2 separate regions of the Homo sapiens genome follow, and region 2 is linked to region 1. A link is a loop called in an ENCODE intact Hi-C map of the cell type or tissue named here. Cell type or tissue: endothelial cell of umbilical vein. All regions are shown on one strand. Each heading gives the region's core, and the rest is flanking DNA. Links, peaks and the distances in the headings are about the cores only.

Region 1 (2,920 bases), core at 254-2,753:
TCCCAATGTACTGCAGTAAGGGAGTGTTAAGAAGGAAACTGAAGGAGGACTGGAGCAGGCGTCACACAGACGAGTAACTAAAATTGGATCTTGCAGGTAAGGTAGACTTTAAATAGATGGGAGGGGAGATGAGAGGTGACATCCTAGGCAAGAGTTATTTTGTGGGCAAATGCATGAACATGGCAACGAACAAGGTACATTTGCCCAAGGGTGAAGACGTTGGCCTGATCGTGGGGACAAGATCATAGGTGAGCCTTGTTAGTCACACAGATGGAGGAGGCACACCCAGTCCATGGAAGGATGTTATAGGGAGGAGGAATGCGGCTTTGACTTGCAGTGTCAGAGGTCCCTCAGACTGCAAGGTTTGTGGCAGACTGGAAAAGAGGGTCCTGGCCACATGGGAGGCTTCAGGAAAAGCTCCAAGCTCAGTTGAATATAAACCAGACAGTGCGTAAGTAAGGGGTTCAGACTGTAAGACCTTCTCTTCGGAAAGAAAAGAAATAGTAGGCCGGGTGTGGTGGCTCACGCCTGTAATCTCAACACTTTGGAGGCTGAGGAGGGTGGATCACCTGAGGTCAGGAGTTTGTGACCAGCCTGGGCAACACGGCAAAACCCCGTCTTACTAAAAATACAAAAATTAGCTGGGCGTGGTGGTGGGCGCCTGTAATCCCAGCTACTCAGGCACCTGAGGCATGAGGATCACTTAAACCCAGGAGGTGGAGGTTGCAGTGAACCGAGATTGTGCCACTCCAGCCTGGGTGACAAAGCGAGACACTGTCCAAAAAGGAAAAGAAAAGGAATAATGGGAATGACTTCCTTCAGTTATTTGGGCCACCCTTCTTGTTGTCTGCCCTGAGATTTCTTTCTCAAAACTACGCTGGGAGAAGAATGGTTCACACAGCCTTTTTCCCAGTTACCTCCTTTGGTTCAACCAAAGGAGGTAACTATAGTCATGGTCTTTCCAAGAACCCCGGCTCCACAATGTCCTCTGTGCACTCCCCGGCAAGTGACGGCAGAGTCTCTTTTTGAATTATGACCAGTTTGGGGAGGTGTCTCCTGGCTCTAGTCGTGTTTATTTTCAGAAGAAGTATGAGCGGGGCTGTTGAGGGGGTGGAAATTGGCCATTTCTACCTTTCTGGGGAGCGGGCCTGGAATATTGCTTATGTCTAAGGGTGTCTCCTTGGAATGTCTTGGTCACAAGCCTAGTTCTTTTTCTTTGGTAAATATTTTTGGAAAGTATTTTCTTTCAGCACTTTCCTCCTGCCTCCCTTCGCCCCCGTAAAACCACTGAGTGAGGGCCCTCCCAGGATGCCGTCTGAGTTTATTTTCCAGCCTAGATGCCACATGCGTCTTTTGTCTTTGGTAAAGCTGAAAGGAACATTTTGTCAATGAAAGTAGCTACTGTCTACAACTCATCCACAGGCCAAGAGGAGAAACGGAAAAATAGATGGCAATTACGCAATAAAAGCAGTGATGATGACCAACAACCACAGATTCAAGGTCACGTTACTGGGAGAGGGATAGCATTTCTGAGATTACGCTTGTTAGGGCCTTGCGCAGCTCTGTGTGCAAAGTTAGTCTTTCACCCCTAGAGGGCAGTCACGGCCCTCCTGAGGCACCAGTCCTTCAGGTCACCGTAGTGGTTCCATCTCTTCACCCATTTCACTTTTTGTTTTGCCTTCTCATGTTTTGAAAGGCTTTGCTAAATAAGCTTTGTTTACCAAGAAATAACAGATAGACTTTACAACACAACTGTGACTTTTGATCACTGTCCCTTCCAATGGGACTGTGACAATGGGCCTTCTGTTGATGCAATTCTAGCCAAAAATAAAACTTGCTTTGTGGTTGGTCTGCACTCCTGAGAGGGGTAGATATGATTGTCTTTTTAAGATATTGGTTAGATCTATTATATTTGCTGATGGGAAAATTTGACAAAAGCAAGTTATAAGCAATAAGTAACCTTTATATTTCAGTGGTAGAATTATGGGCATTTTTTAAAAAATTCTTCTAGACTTTTTCCTATTGATGAGATTGTGGGTGGATTTTTTAAAATCTAATTTGTAATTTATCCTTTTAAAAAACTATTTCTTATAATATATGCATGAATATCTTCTTTAATGTCATGGTTGAGTCCAGTCCCTTTTGATTACTTTCCCACTGCAACTGTAGTTTCTTCCACAGAGGTAACCAGTACTAGCAAGCTGCTGTGTGACTCTCCAGAAATATATCTAAAAATGTTCATCAATATTTAATAGTGTTTTGAATGTGCATCTGTGGTTAACATAATTGGTTTATGCTGTATATGCTATTGTACAACTTGCTTCATTCATTCATAGACACCATTCCATGCAAGTTCATACAAATATACATTATGCTTTCAATTTATTTTCAGAGACAGGGTCTCTCTCTGTTTCCCAGGCTGGAGTGCAGTGGCATGATCATAGCTCACTGTAGCCTTGAACTCCTGGGCTCCAGTGATCCTCCTGCCTCAACCTCCTGAAATGCTGAGATTACAGGTGTGAGCCACCATGTCTAGCCTATTTTGCTTTTAAAATGATGCATCTTTCCTAAGAAAACTTTTGAGATCTGATACTATCAAATATGTTATGTATTTTAAGACACACATTTAAACGTCTGTGAAATTGGGATGTGTCTTTATATCAGTGGCATCCTAAACTTGATGAAATAGAGTGTAAGACTCTCTTAACGTCAGTCTCCTATCTTATTTTGTTTTACACACAAAAGCAGTAGTTCTAAGGACCTTCCCTTGTGTTACTTAATCAGCTTATTTATCTTTATAATATTCTTGCAAGGAAAGCTGGAAACAGGTATCAGAAGCCTTGTCTTGTAACTATGGAAACAAAGACACACTCTTTCCGGCATTTAACCTGCTGAGTATCAGAGACTGAGTCAGAAGTCA
Region 2 (2,920 bases), core at 181-2,680, 94 kb after region 1:
GTGGTGGCTCATGCCTGTAATCCCAGTGCTTTTGGAGGTCAAGATGGGAGGACTACTTAAGGCCAGGAGTTCAAGACCAGCCTGAGCAATGTGACAAGACCCCATCTCTACAAAAAAAAAGAAAAAGAAAACTTAACAAATTAGCCAGGCATGGTGGCAAATGCCTGTAGTCCCAGTTATACAGGAGGCTGAGGTAGAAGGATCACTTGAGCCTGGGAGGTTGAGGCTGCAATGAACTATGATCATGCCACTGCACTCCGGCCTGGGTGACAGAGCAAAACCTTGTGTCAGAAAAAAAAAAAAAAAAATCAATGAAAACAACAGCGCATCATTCAACAAGCAGTAGAGGACAATGAGAGAGCATGTTTGTAATCATACTGTTAACATTTTTATTCTATAAGCTCTGTGACCAAGATCAATTTAAGGAATACTTAATTAATTTCCAGGAGGAGTATAAGTACTATTGTTCCTGCTTATATTTCAAAATTGACTTCTAAAACCTAATTTCTAATCAATAATATTAGAAATGAAGGATACCCAATTTTTTCAAATATTTTTTAAAATCAATTTTATTTATTGTTAGCTTTTTTTTTTTTTTTTACCCAGAGTAAGAAATACTCATGAGGGCAAGGAAGAAAAAATGGCAGCAAACACTACAAAAAAATGCTTTAGGGGAAGAAGTCTTCTGCAATCCCCATTTTTCCTCCATGACAACCAGCAACTGTTAAAAAAATGGTACCAGTTCATTTAGATTTTGTCAGTGTATATTCTAAGCATTTACAAAGACAGAGAAATCTAATATATACAGTGTTTCATACCTTGCCATATTTCTCTAGCTCACTTATAAACCGATTTCTTTTCACTTTTTTAAAGCTGCCTAGTGCTTCATGATGTGGAAATACATAATTTATTTAACCACTTCACTTTTGATGGACATCATACTTGTTTCCATTTGTAGGAGTGGAGAGAGTTTGCAGAGCATAATAAAAAAACCCAGTCAAACAAATACCTTACCCTAGTTTATCTATTTTGCAAGACCAAAATGCTGTCTATCATGTTTTCTTAAGGTAGACCTCACTTGTATTGAGATTTTTTTGCTAACTTATTTCTCTTCTGAATTTTACTTAAGAAATAACACTCAGGAGTCTTACTGGTTTTTCTGAATCTTCCATGTAAAATATTAGGACAACTCACAAGTAATTTATTAGCTAATGTGGCTTGATAAGATTGAGCTTCCAGCAGAATGTAAATGCATCTGCTAACAGCAACCAGGCTTTGTCCCAAAACAGTAGTGAATCAGAATCTGCACAGTAAATATTGCAGTTAATTTCCTCTCCTGTACTTATGACTCACAGGCCTTTCTTTACGTTCACAGTTTCATAGAAATTGGCAAATACTTCTTGACACTGATCATAATCAGTTTTGCTTGTTCATTCCAGAGTCTAGAAAAGGGTCAGAAGCTACTTCCTTTTTTGGATTTGCAGGGTTTTTTTATTTCAGTTCCAAAACATGCCACTCCATTTTTAAAAAGACCCTACACAGTCCATCTTTTGTTATCGCTTTTTTTCTTTTTTTTCTTTTTTTTTTTCTTTTTTTTTTTTTTTTTTTTTGAGACGGGGTTTCGCTCTGTTGCCCAGGCTGGAGTGCAATGGCACGATCTTGGCTCACTGCAACCTCCACCTCCTGGGTTCAAGTGATTCTCCTACCTCAGCCTCCCGAGAAGCTGGGATTACAGGTGCCTGCCACCATGCCTGGCTAATTTTTGTATTTTTAGTAGAGACAGGTTTTCACCATGCTGGCCAAGCTGGTCTCGAACTCCTGACCTCAGGCAATCCACCTGCCTCGGGCCTCCCAAAGTGCTGGGAATACAGGCGTGAGCCACCATGCCCGGCCCATGTTATCACTTTCTTGCCTTCTCTTTCTCCGTTTTTTTTTTTGGGGGGTGTCTACTCTGTGCCATTGTTTATTTCTTCCTTTCTTCTTTTGTTAAAATCTGACAATGGATTTTGCTTCCATATATTTATTTTTTATGTCCAGACAATGTAAGGATTGAGGCTGTTTTACAAGTCCCTCTCCTGGCCTAGTTTGCACAAATGAAAGAATGCATAATTTAAAGGACCATGAGCACAGCCTTCTATTAAAGGAGGATCATGCTTCAGCTGTTTGTGTGGACCTGTGCAGGCTGCAAGTTTACCAATGGACCAGCAGGAATGAAGGTCAAATTGGCAAACTGTAATGAAACAAAGGCTATAATGAGAGGCCTTAAGGTGCTCAGCCTCTTGAGCCACATCCCGTCTTGTTACAATTATGTGGCTTAAAAGCAGGCCAGAAGAAGGGAAATTTACTGAGAATAAGTACTAAGAATAAGAAAACTGATGCCGAAAGGCTGTTTTGAAAAGGAGTTGTTCCAAGATCTCCCAGCAGTGACCTTCAGACCTTTCTGTATCAGTTATCACCTGTGAATGTTAAGGGCAGGGAGGTATTTGTTTGACCTCCCAGGGCATCCAGCAGATGCTCTTCAAGTCTTTTATTTATATGGCTTTTTTTTGCCAGTCTGGGGTGCCAACAAGTTGTTTTCAACCAGTGTGTAGTGTAGTACAGTGATGCAGGGAAAGAGTTTGGGAGACATCCCAACCTCTGCCCCTGGTGTCTATTTACTGTGCCACCTTGAGCATGTTGTTTAATCTCTCTTTAAAAGTGGTTTTCTCATCTGCACAAGGGTATTGCCACCAACTGTGTAGGGTGGTTGTAAGACCTAGAGGACAAATTTAGCACCATAGCTGATACGCCATCATCATTAGTAGTAGTGAGAAGACAGACAATAAAAGAGTATGGGAAATATTCTTGGATCACTGGTTAGAGAGGGACACAACATTGCTACAAGCCCACAGCTTTAGTGTACTAAGAATCCACTCTCAAA

What was found. A loop is a pair of places that touch in the nucleus more often than their neighbours do. Peaks named below come from ENCODE experiments on the same cell type or tissue, not always from the same donor. Only the 100,000 strongest peaks of a DNase experiment are listed, where the experiment ranks them.
Region 2: it touches region 1 in a loop (4-fold over the local background); 9 of 110 quality-filtered maps call a loop at or near these places.

What each region holds. Positions count from the first base shown.
Region 1 is chr3:69,305,225-69,308,144 of GRCh38, reverse strand. The region is part of intron 3 of FRMD4B (FERM domain containing 4B); the gene reads left to right. Among named protein-coding and RNA genes, the nearest start is that of FRMD4B, 79 kb to the left of the region's middle. In endothelial cell of umbilical vein, for the core only: a CTCF peak has its summit at 1,571 (motif pointing right); a DNase peak (open chromatin) is centred at 1,574; H3K27ac peaks cover 260 bases.
Region 2 is chr3:69,211,050-69,213,969 of GRCh38, reverse strand. The region is part of intron 11 of FRMD4B (FERM domain containing 4B); the gene reads left to right. Among named protein-coding and RNA genes, the nearest start is that of LMOD3, 90 kb to the right of the region's middle. In endothelial cell of umbilical vein, for the core only: no CTCF peak of the experiment used is centred there; a DNase peak (open chromatin) is centred at 1,319; H3K27ac peaks cover 1,950 bases.